Linked DNA regions of Homo sapiens: region 1 is linked to region 2. Evidence: chromatin loops called from intact Hi-C (ENCODE). Cell type or tissue: heart right ventricle. All regions are shown on one strand. Each heading gives the region's core, and the rest is flanking DNA. Links, peaks and the distances in the headings are about the cores only.

Region 1 (5,386 bases), core at 142-5,141, 170 kb before region 2:
AATACAAAAAATTACCAGGCATGGTGGTGCATGCCTGTAGTCCCAGCTCCTCGGGGAGGTTGAGGTGGGAGAATCACTTAAAGCCAGGAGGCAGAGTTTGCAGTGAGCCGACATTGCACCACGGCACTCCAACCTGGGTGACAGAGCGAGACCTTGTCTCAAAACCAACCAACCAACCAACCAAACAAAAAACCCAAATAGCACCCATAGTTATAATTTACTATTTTGCCATTGAAAAATTAAAGCATATATGTAATGTTAGGAAGCTAATATAGGACCGTATTTTAATCATTGATAGACAGAGGATTTAAAGGATCAGGCTTCAGTCTTAGCAAATGAAGTAGCTGTGAGAGAGACATATCATTTGTCCATAAGTAAGTGCCATGCACAAGCACATTAGTATGATTATAATAATAGTGGCCTTGAGAGCAGCAGCCAACATAGATTAAATGCTTATATGCCAGGTACTGTTCTGCATGCTCTGCTTGTATTAATTCATTTGATCTTCACAATAACCTAATGAGGTAGGTATTGTGGTTGCACCCATTTTATAGGCAAATTGGGGCACAGAGTGGTTAAATTTCATGCCCACTAGAGAGAGGCCGAATAGGAATTGGAGCATTTGGAGTATCCTTTGGTCTTTTAGCTGGTTTGGATTTTGGGTAGTGCTTTGGTGGAAGGATCCTCAGAGAATCATGAAAGACCCTTTAATATAACAAGGACACAGTCAGCACTTGATCATCCTATGATCTAGGCAGAGTCTAGATCTAGGCAATGCTCTAGGAAGAGTCTGGGAATGTTGGCTCAAGGATGAGGCTGTGCAAACAAGGCTCTCTCTGGGTCCCTGGCAAGAACAGCTTTGGTTAGACCTACCTGCTCTTTTGGCTCTGTGGGGGTAAATCATCTCTGGAGAATTGAGAGTGGATTTTGCTTTTGTATAATTGTGGTCTGGGGTTATTTGTAACGTCTTTCTCTCTCTGTTTAGATCATAGAGTTGATTGATTTGAGTGCAACCAAACTAGCTGTGGTCATTCAATAAATAAGACACCATTAAGCATTTTTCTTCTTACTGGTCACAGATATGGTTCTATTCTTTCACTTTGGACATGTGATCATATAAAGCCTTAAGGATAAGAAATTAGGTTACTACCTCACATAGGGATTTGTTGATTGTATTGTATTGCATTATTGTATTGTATTTATTTATTTATTTTGAGACAGAGTTTCACTCTGTTGCCCACGCTGGAGTGCAGTGGGGCAATCATGGCTCACTGCAGCCTTGACGTCCCAGACTCAAGCGATCCTCCCACCTCAGCCTCCCAAGTAGCTGGGACTGCAGGCATGTGCCACCACACCTGTCTAGTTTTTTTAAAAAAAATTTTTGTAGAGGGGTCTTGCCATGTTGCCTAGGCTGGTCTCGAAGTCCTGGTCTCAAGTGATCCTCCCACCTTGCCCTCCCAAAGTGCTGGGATTATAGGCATCAGCCACTGCACCCTGCCTGCTTTATTAATTTTAGTGAGCCTCACATACAGTTTTCAAAGTCAATAACCATGGGTTTATTATCCTCAATTTACAGATAAGAAAACTAGGATGAAAGAGATTACGTGGTTTGCCCAAATTCACATGATATATGGCTATAGAAGTAAGACTAGAACCTAGGCATTTCATTGAATATGCTAAACACACATATACACACTCATTTTTCTAGGTATATAGTATTAATATGTGCATATGTATAAATGACAATGACAATTGAGTATTTAAACATTTCAAGATGTGAACATGAAAATTATGCTAATTCTATTTTTTTAAAAATAGAGACTGAGTTTCACTCAGTTGCCCAGGGTGGAATGCAGTGGTGTGATCATAGAGTTGTAACCTTCAACTCCTGGGCTCAAATGATCCTCCCACCTCAGCCTCCACGTAGTCTCCTCAGTAGCCAGGACTACACGTGCATGCTACCGTGCCCTACTAATTTTTTAAATTTTTTGTAGAGATGGACCTTTAATTTCAGTTTTGTCATCTATTCTGTACTTTCTCAGTTACTATTAAAAGATCTTCAATAGGACAGATAATCAAATCATCTATATAACATAAATAATTTAAATGTTTTACTGACTAAAAGACAGAATCTAGGTAATCTTTCAAGGCTTACTCTAGATTTCTAGTTTTATTAGTTTTTAATTTAAGAAATTTATTAAGGATTTCTTTTCATAAGATGATATACCTTTACAGCAGTTTAACAAGCTTATCATGCTTCATACAATTTATCCAGAAGGAGGCAGCATTTTACTATTAAATTGATGCTTCCGCAAAGGTTCTAAATTGTTTTGTTTTGTTTTTTAAAGATGTAAACTATCTAAATACACACACCCTAAATCCTTTCAGGGCAAAGATTCCTGACTATCACTAGAGCTTTGCATATTGCCACAACTGTGAAATCCAAATTCCACTCAGATTAAATGCATCTAAAATTACAAATAGCATAGATAGTAGCAAAATTCATTGGCAGAAACCATTTTTGCAATAAAGATATTGATCAAAATAATTTAGAGTTGAACAGAAGATGGAGTAGAAGGGAAAATGAATGATTCAGTTGTTGCTAACTTGTAGAAAATAAGTATTTGGTTAATAAGAGATCAACTTGTTGAAAAAAATTTGATTCACTCAGAAACAAGGATAATGAATTAGTTTTAATCATCTAGCTAAATTCATAAATGGGACTTGCTGTTTCTTTTGATGTTTTTATTGAATCATAGGATCTTTAGAAAGAAACTTGAAATTTCCTGTGGCATATTTCAGTGATTGCTGGTCAGAACTCATTTCATCTATCACGGAAAATGAGAGTCTATCTGCTTTCAGAGGATTAGGAAGAAGGGAATTCCACCATGATAAGGGAAATTAAGTTATGAGAATAACAGGATGGCAGAGGGGCCTTTTTCTGTTGCCCTGTATTTGACACAGAGCCCAGAGCTAAAAACAGTAACTGGGGTCTGGTGCTTTCTCCAGAGTATTCCTAAGGGGCTAAAGAACTATACACCAGTCCCCACCCACCTCCTCTGTCCCTTAACACCCTGTCCTTGGGGAGTAAGTAGGGTGGAGTGATTTCCCCCCTGCCATCACTAAGGGGCTGCTTCCCACTCCCATTTCCAAGTGAAGAAAGAGACTGTCCCCATCGTGACCTCTACTTAGGCATAAGATTTGCTAGGCTATTCATTCTACTAGAGCAGAGGAGATGCAAGCTAGGAGAGATGGGTGATCAGAGAGAAGAGGCTACAGTGGAACAGTCAGCTTGCCTGTCCATTATGTGGCATGGCCAGGGTGCAAGAAATTCCTTAGGGCAAGAGGACATATGGAAGGCAGGTGCCTTCGAGCCAACTTGCTGTAACAACATCCTCCCTTCCCAGGGCTATGCACCATGACTTGGAGTGTATTACTGGGGATACTTGAGGGAGTGGATGGGAAAGACCCAGCCATAGCTCAGTCTTCCATATGGGGGTGTGCAGTGGGAAGACACCCCCAGGGCCCTCTGACTGGCTCTCACATGTGCTCCAAAAGGTGGACTTGAGAGGCCGGCACTCACACTCAGGGTTTTCTGGAGAAGCAGAGCGGCGGGCAGAGTGAGGGCCACAGCTGATCCTGTTGGGTGGAAAGACCCTGTCCCTTTCCTTCCCACTCTTCCTGACTAAAATACTCGAGCAGGGCATAGGAGAGGGAGGAGGAGGGGTATCTCAGAGCCCGCACTCCCCCTCACCCATCTTACTTCAAACAGCCGGGGTCCTGACTCAAGCGTTCTTTGGAGTGGGAGGAGATGGAATTTAAATGGAGTTTGAAATTGAAGTTTTAGTTGGTTTTTTAATAACCAAAAATGAATAGAAAGTGATGCAATTTTGGCCAGGGGCAGTGGCTCATGTCTGTAATCCCAGCATTTTGGGAGGCCAAGGCAAGAGTGTTGCTTGAGTTCAGGAGTCCAAGACCAGGCTGGACAACATGGCGAAATCCCGTCTCTACAAAAAATACAAAAATTAGCCAGAAGTGGTGGTGCACACCTGTGTTCCCAGCTACTTGGGAGGCTGAGGTGGGAGAATCACTTGAATCCCTGAGGTTGACAGTGCAGTGAGCTGTGTTCATGCCACTGCACTTCAGCCTGGGTTACAGAGCAGGAGACCCTGTCTCAAAAAAAAAAAAAAAAGATGCAATCTGTCTAGGATGCCATGGAGAGATGGGAAAGGGAAGTATGGAATTTGGATAAAGGGTTAGGAAAAAGTTGAAAGATTTCATATTTATGATCCAGTAAGTAGAGCTAAATTGGCTATATAAGTATGTAATGGTAATGCTATTTAAACACTAATATAATTTTTATTTTTCCTAATTCCTGTTCCTCCTCCACCCTTCATCATTAAGGCTTATTTAACAGGGAAAGAAAGGACAGTATCAAAGAAGTTCTGAGGGAAATCAAGATGATCAGTGTTCCTTAACCAACAGAAAGAGAAAATAGATAACCGTTTTAGTTTTTAGGAAGCTGTGTGTGTATGTGTGTATGTGTGTGTGGTGTGGGTGGGTGGGAAGGACAGACATTACACACACACACACACACACACACACACACACACACACACACATACTCTCACACTTTGTAACTCTGTACCCAGGACAGGGAGAGGAAGGAGAGTGTAGGGGAAGAGACAGGGAATATGTGGTCAAATAATTGGATCCTGATTTTCTCCTCATACCTACTTGGCCAAAGGAGAAACAGAGTTTTAAAAAAAGGTCTTTTGGTGGGGGCTATATTCCCAGAGCGAGGAGGTTTGTGTCTAGTTTCCCTAGATACAGGCTAGGAAAATTTCAGGCCTTCCAGGAGAATCAAAATATCTAACACGGAACCCCACAGGCAGTGAATTAGACATGGCTGCAGATGGCATCTAAGCAGAGAGAGGGTCAAATATAGAGCCCCAATATCACGAATCATCAGATAAATGCAAGACAAAACCATGGTGAGATATCTTCTCACATGAGTCAGAATAGCTATAACTTGAAAGTCCAAAAATTACAGATGTTGGCAAGGTTGCAGAGAAAAGGGAACACTTATACACTGTTGGTGGAAGTATAAATTAGTTCAGACCCTATGGAAAGCAGTTGGGAGATTTCTCAAAGAACTGAAAACAGAATTGCCATTTGACCCAGCTATGCCATTGCTGGGTATATATATACCTAAAGAAAAATAAATGGTCCTACCAAAATGACACCTGCATTCATATGTTTATCATAGCACTATTTACAATAGCAAAGACATGGAATCAATCCATGTGCTCATCAATGGCGGATTAAATTAAAAAATGGGTGCTGTGTGTCCAGGCTGTAAAAAAAAAAAATAAAGACAAAAATA
Region 2 (5,386 bases), core at 217-5,216:
TTTCTTTCTGACATATATATGATATTGGCTACAGTCAAATAGATGGGAGGCTTTGACATCTTATAGCCAGAAGATTCTAAATGTTTACTCCCATTACAAATGAAACCAAGATAATGCTATCTCTAGATGCTATTTTACAAACCATGATGATTGCCAAGGTTAATTTTAAAAAATCTAATGGACTTACCACACAAGAAATTTTGGGGAGTATTTATTTTCTATCCACATTAGTTCATGTATAGTCATGAAACTAAAATATTTCTCTGGTTCCATGGAACCTAATCACCCTTCAAAATTAAAAGATGCCTTTATTTCAAATATTTCTATAGCTGGGGTCATTAAAACTTAAAAATTTGTAAAGCATAACTTGTAACCCAAAATGTAAGTATTAGATATTGAGCATTATATAAATGTTTTAATGTTTTAATTTTTAAGTTTTTAGAGATGGGGGTCTTGCCATGTTTTCCAGGCTGGCCTCAAACATCTGGGCCCTAGCAGTTCTCCTATCTCAGCCTTCTGAGTAGCTGGGACTACAGGTGTGTGCCGCTGTGCCTGACTATACAGATTTTTAAACTTCAAAACATATGAATTGTTAGAGGAAAATTTCTCATGAATTTATAATTTTTTTCTTTCTGTCTAAAGCTCTGGCTTATATCAGTTACAATAATCACATTTTCTTCAAAAAAACTTCAAATTTCATAGATTATAGAAAATGTCCTAAGATAATTTTATTGGATCAGTTTTTTATTCTTAAAAAAGTTTCATATTTATGGAAATCCTTCTTTTGTTTGTTGTACTCTTTATATCAGTTTCACCATCTATAAAATGCAGATAATAACTGTACTTAACTCACGGGGTTGGTAGAATGATTAAATGACAGAACCAACATGAAGCAGTGTTCCTAACACATAACAAGCAGTCATCACATGTTAGATTTTATTACTGTCAGGCTGTAGGAGGGGATGGCCACTTAAGCCCCTTTCCGTGCCTGTGTCTCCAGTGACCAGATATTGGTTAGCAAGCCCTGCAGCCTGGATGCATCAGAGCTTTAGTAGCTGGAAGCAGCCTTCCTTCATGTTCAAGTTGCTTTATAGCATTACTCTGATGAGATGCTGGGCATGACACTCACTGACCCCAAGAGGGCAGGTTGGGTGCCTCAAGGGTAAGGATTCTCAGTGAAAAACAGGACACTCAGCCAAATCTGAATTTCAGATAAACAATAAGTTTTTTGTTTGTTTGTTTGTTTGTTTGTTTTTTGAAACTGAGTCACGCTCTGTCGCCCAGGCTGGAGTGCAGTGGAGTGATCTTGGCTCACTGCAAGCTCTGCTTCGCGGGTTCATGCCATTCTCCCACCTCAGCCCCCCGAGTAGCTGGGACTACAGGTGCCCGCCACCATGCCCGGCTAATTTTTTGTATTTTTCGTAGAGATGGGGTTTCACCGTGTTAGCCAGGATGGTCTCAATCTCCTGACCTCGTGATCCTCCCGCCTCGGCCACCCAAAGTGCTGGGATTACAGGCGTGAGCCACCGAGCCTGGCTAACAGTAAGTATTTTTAAGTGTAGGTATATCCCTAGTGAAATATACTAAATATATATTATACTTGACTACAATTATTATACTAAAAATACTAAGAAATTATTTGTTATTTAACTGAAATTCAACTGGGTGTCCTGTATTTTTATTTGTTAGACTTGGCAAAGCAACTCTGGGATAAATCCCTGCTGCACTGTGGGCAGGGACCTGTACAACCCATCTGGTCTGGCACAGTGCTTGGCACACACAGGACCTGGAATTTTTGTAGAATAAGTGAACTGAGACCACATTGTTGTCTGAAGTCAGCCTGCCACCCACCTCTAAACAACAACAACCACCACAAAACACAAAAAACAAAACAAACAAATAACAACAACAACAACAAAAACCAAATGAAAAAAAAAAAAAAAAAAAAAAAACCTCCTGAGGTCTACCAGATGCCCATGAGAGACTGGCCACTTCTCCTGGCCCTTCAGGGTTTGGGGATGGCACAGTGCTATTTGGTAAACATGAAATGTGGAGAGAAGCAGGGAGCAAGAGTAGAGGCAAAAAGAGTAATTTGCAAGGGAACAAATATGAAGAATGAAGAAGCAACAATAAAATGTCTGGGATAAAGAAATGCTCTCTAGATCTAAGGCTGATGAGAATTCTCACCGCAAAGACTTTCTCTTCTGCACAATCTCCCTTGGTTTTATGATTTAGATTTGTAGAGCACAGAAGTCAGTGGACTGGGGTGGTAATGAAGTCATTGAGGCAGCCAAGGTCTCCAGATGGGTCAAAGGGAACTTTCTGTTTCTGGCCATCAATCCACCTGGGCATGCCACAGAACTTTGCTGGCAGGGAGGTAGGACAAATTTCAATTCCAATAAATTGGAAGGTCAGGAAATGGTAGATAGAGGGTTTGGGTTTATCATAAACATTCCCTTTCCTTTACTTCTTTTCCTCTTGCTTTTAAAATTTAATATAAAAAGATAGAAGTATTTTGTTCGAAACAAAGTTTTTGAACAAAAAGTTCAAAAACCAAGATCTTTTCCTGAGATAAACTTCTGCTTCCCTCCTAGAGCAAGGAAACACATCACAAATGTGAAAGTGCTGGCAGATCCATGGGTCCTGTATGTGTTTACTCATAGAGTGGTGGGGGCAGGGGCCAGTGGATTGGGCTCACTTAGGGGGTTGTTATTTCTTTTCCATTTGTCACTTTTGACCCCAGAGGTAATTTTACAGAAATCTTTGCCAGAGTTCTATAATCCCCTAAATATTAACTTGGCCTTAACTCAACACACCACATTACAAGAGGTTCAGATAATTTCTAGTCTGAACAGTTTCTGGTCTCTGTTGCCAAAGCAAAGTTTTTAAAAGTACATCTAGGGATTCCCAGGGGGAGGCCTAATTACCTCCCTCTTGTGTGAACGGGGACTTCCCTTAGAAACAAATTGGCCCTTGGGCTGCTCGCTGCTCTCACTAAGCGGGGAGATGAGACTATAAAGCTGGCAGGGGGTGGAAAGATTGGCAGCCTCTCTTCCTGGCTCCTTAAATCAAAGAAAAATAATATTAGTTAATGTTTGATGATCTTGGCCTACAATTCCATGTCCAGGATATGTACTCCTGCAGAGTTAAGCTTGTTAAAGGAGAAGTAGGAGAATGCAATGGACTAAATCCACATTGGAGTCCTGAATTCTTAGAATGCTACGTTCCTTACTCTTCAGTAATCTCTTGGGTCATCAGTCATCATAGAGAAGATCCCCCAACTTCACAGTGCTAGCATCTGTTTTGGGACTGCAATAAATAATGCTGCTGGAACACCTAAGCTGGAATGTTAAGGGAAAGGACAACAATAAGACTCAGTTCTTGGTATCTATTCTGCCTCTGACCTGCTCAGTGGGCAAAAGCAGAGATGGGCAGGTACCTAGTTATGTGGGGATCAGAATGTGATCATGCCAATGGTAGAACTCTGCTAAAATGAAATAACTCCATGGTTTACTTCATTTACACAAAATTTTAAAAGAGTTTTCAAAAGGAGACAGTTGTGGGGGAAACTGACTGAACAGAATCTTATGGGGAAAAGCTTAGGTTCATAACTCCAATTTCATGTTTATTAGTGATGCTATAAAACTCTTAAGGACTCTAAGTTTTATTTTTGTTATATAAAAATGGGATTGATATTACATCATCAGATTGCTGAAAGCATTGTATAAGATACTGGATTTGACAGTGTTGCTCACATAGAATGGGCATGAAAAATTCAAGGCATGGTAAAACCCTGAGTGGCTGCTGCTTAATGTGGACATTTGACACTGAAAGAAGGAGGTTTGCGCAAGTGTTACCAATCCTAGAAGATATGCTTTTCCTGCTCAAAGCCAGGGAGGACTATAAAATCCCTCCTCTTACTGCAGTATCTTAAACAGTGCGTACTAAAAGAGAGGGACTCTCCTACTCCATGAGCATACAAGAACTGGGATATAGAAATGGCCAATTAAAAATAAATCCCTGTACTTGAAATATGAATTCTGAGCAACTGCAGACAGAATTTCCTGAAATTAGAATGAAAATATAAAAGCCATGATACAAGGAAGGGACACTTCTAATTCAGATGCCCAATCATTTGCTCACTTTTCAGTTATTTAACCAACATGGGAGAGAATAAGACACGGAAAAGGGATCAGCAAAAAGTGCAAAGCCCCTGCTTTTCCTACTCAAAGTGAGATCCCTGGACCAGCGGCATCAGCATCACCTTGGAGCTTGTCAGAAGTGCAGAATCTCAGGTTCTGATCCCAGATCTACTGAATCAGAATGTGCACTTTAATACGGTCCCCAGGTGTCCAGTGACACGTTCAAATTTTGAGAAGCGATGGCCCAGACAATGAAATAAGAGAATCTGAAGTGGACCAGGGCAGAGGCCTTTTTCCTCAAGCAAGGCTGCTGAGGGTTTCACTAATTCTGTAGTAAGGTAAGACTTAATCTGTGGATTATTTGGAGTTGGTAGGCTTTGCCTTTTATCCTTTTGGGGATACATTCCGAGGTAAAGGTACATTTTCGGGTTTTGCTGCTGGCAGATACTGGTTCAGATGGACCCCGAATCTTTAGATTCCTGAGACGACTGGGCATATCAGGTGAGCAGTAGCCTTAACAGAAGACGGCCGCCCCATCCTAATGAACTGCCACCCAGATATAACACAAGTTACAAAATCACTCTGTAAATTATAAAGGACTGTAAAAAACGTAGAGTAGGAATATCATCAAAGCACTGTCAATCAAGAGGGAGACCTGTAAGGCAATGTGCTCTTCTTTGTCTAGGCTGACTTTATCGTCTGGGCACAGGAGCAAGCAATAGGGTCTGGCCATGAGGATTAAAGAGCTAAGACATTGTCACTCTTGGCATTTGACACTGGAAGAGCAGGAAAAATGGTTAAAATTTTCCTATTTGATACATCTTCTCATAGTCTTCATCTCAAATATGATACTGTAACCCAATTTTAATTGATAGAAACATAGTTACCCAGAAATGGAGGATATACTTAATCAAAAACACATCAATAACTGACCTGGGGATAGAACTCCTACATAAAATTCTGTGATTCAATTCCTAGTCTACCTAGAATTCAGCCCTTACCTATAGCAAAGTTTATCTAACAGCCTTCAGGCTGCCAACTAATGAAAAGCCTATCTTTTGCTTTATGATGAATATGAATAATATTAAGAACCATTTTTCCTCAACTGTAACCCATCTTAGAGTAGCTGTATCTCAACCATGGCCACACTGGTGTGTGTTCATCACCTTTCATTTATTAAATCTCTTTCCTTTAGGTCCCAGAAGAAAGTTTAGGGAATAAAATATTAGGTATTAAAGAGAGCT

Evidence for each region. A loop is a pair of places that touch in the nucleus more often than their neighbours do. Peaks named below come from ENCODE experiments on the same cell type or tissue, not always from the same donor. Only the 100,000 strongest peaks of a DNase experiment are listed, where the experiment ranks them.
Region 1: it touches region 2 in a loop (2.1-fold over the local background); 1 of 110 quality-filtered maps calls a loop at or near these places.

Annotation. Positions count from the first base shown.
Region 1 is chr3:157,202,250-157,207,635 of GRCh38, forward strand. The region is part of intron 2 of LOC101928236 (a long non-coding RNA gene); the gene reads left to right. Among named protein-coding and RNA genes, the nearest start is that of CCNL1, 45 kb to the left of the region's middle. In heart right ventricle, for the core only: a CTCF peak has its summit at 2,284 (motif pointing right); no DNase peak of the experiment used is centred there.
Region 2 is chr3:157,367,253-157,372,638 of GRCh38, forward strand. All of the region lies in intron 7 of VEPH1 (ventricular zone expressed PH domain containing 1), which reads right to left. It overlaps LOC101928236 (a long non-coding RNA gene), which reads left to right. Exons shown (of 10, transcript XR_007096141.1): 8 at 4,151-4,480. Among named protein-coding and RNA genes, the nearest start is that of PTX3, 67 kb to the right of the region's middle. In heart right ventricle, for the core only: no CTCF peak of the experiment used is centred there; a DNase peak (open chromatin) is centred at 3,029.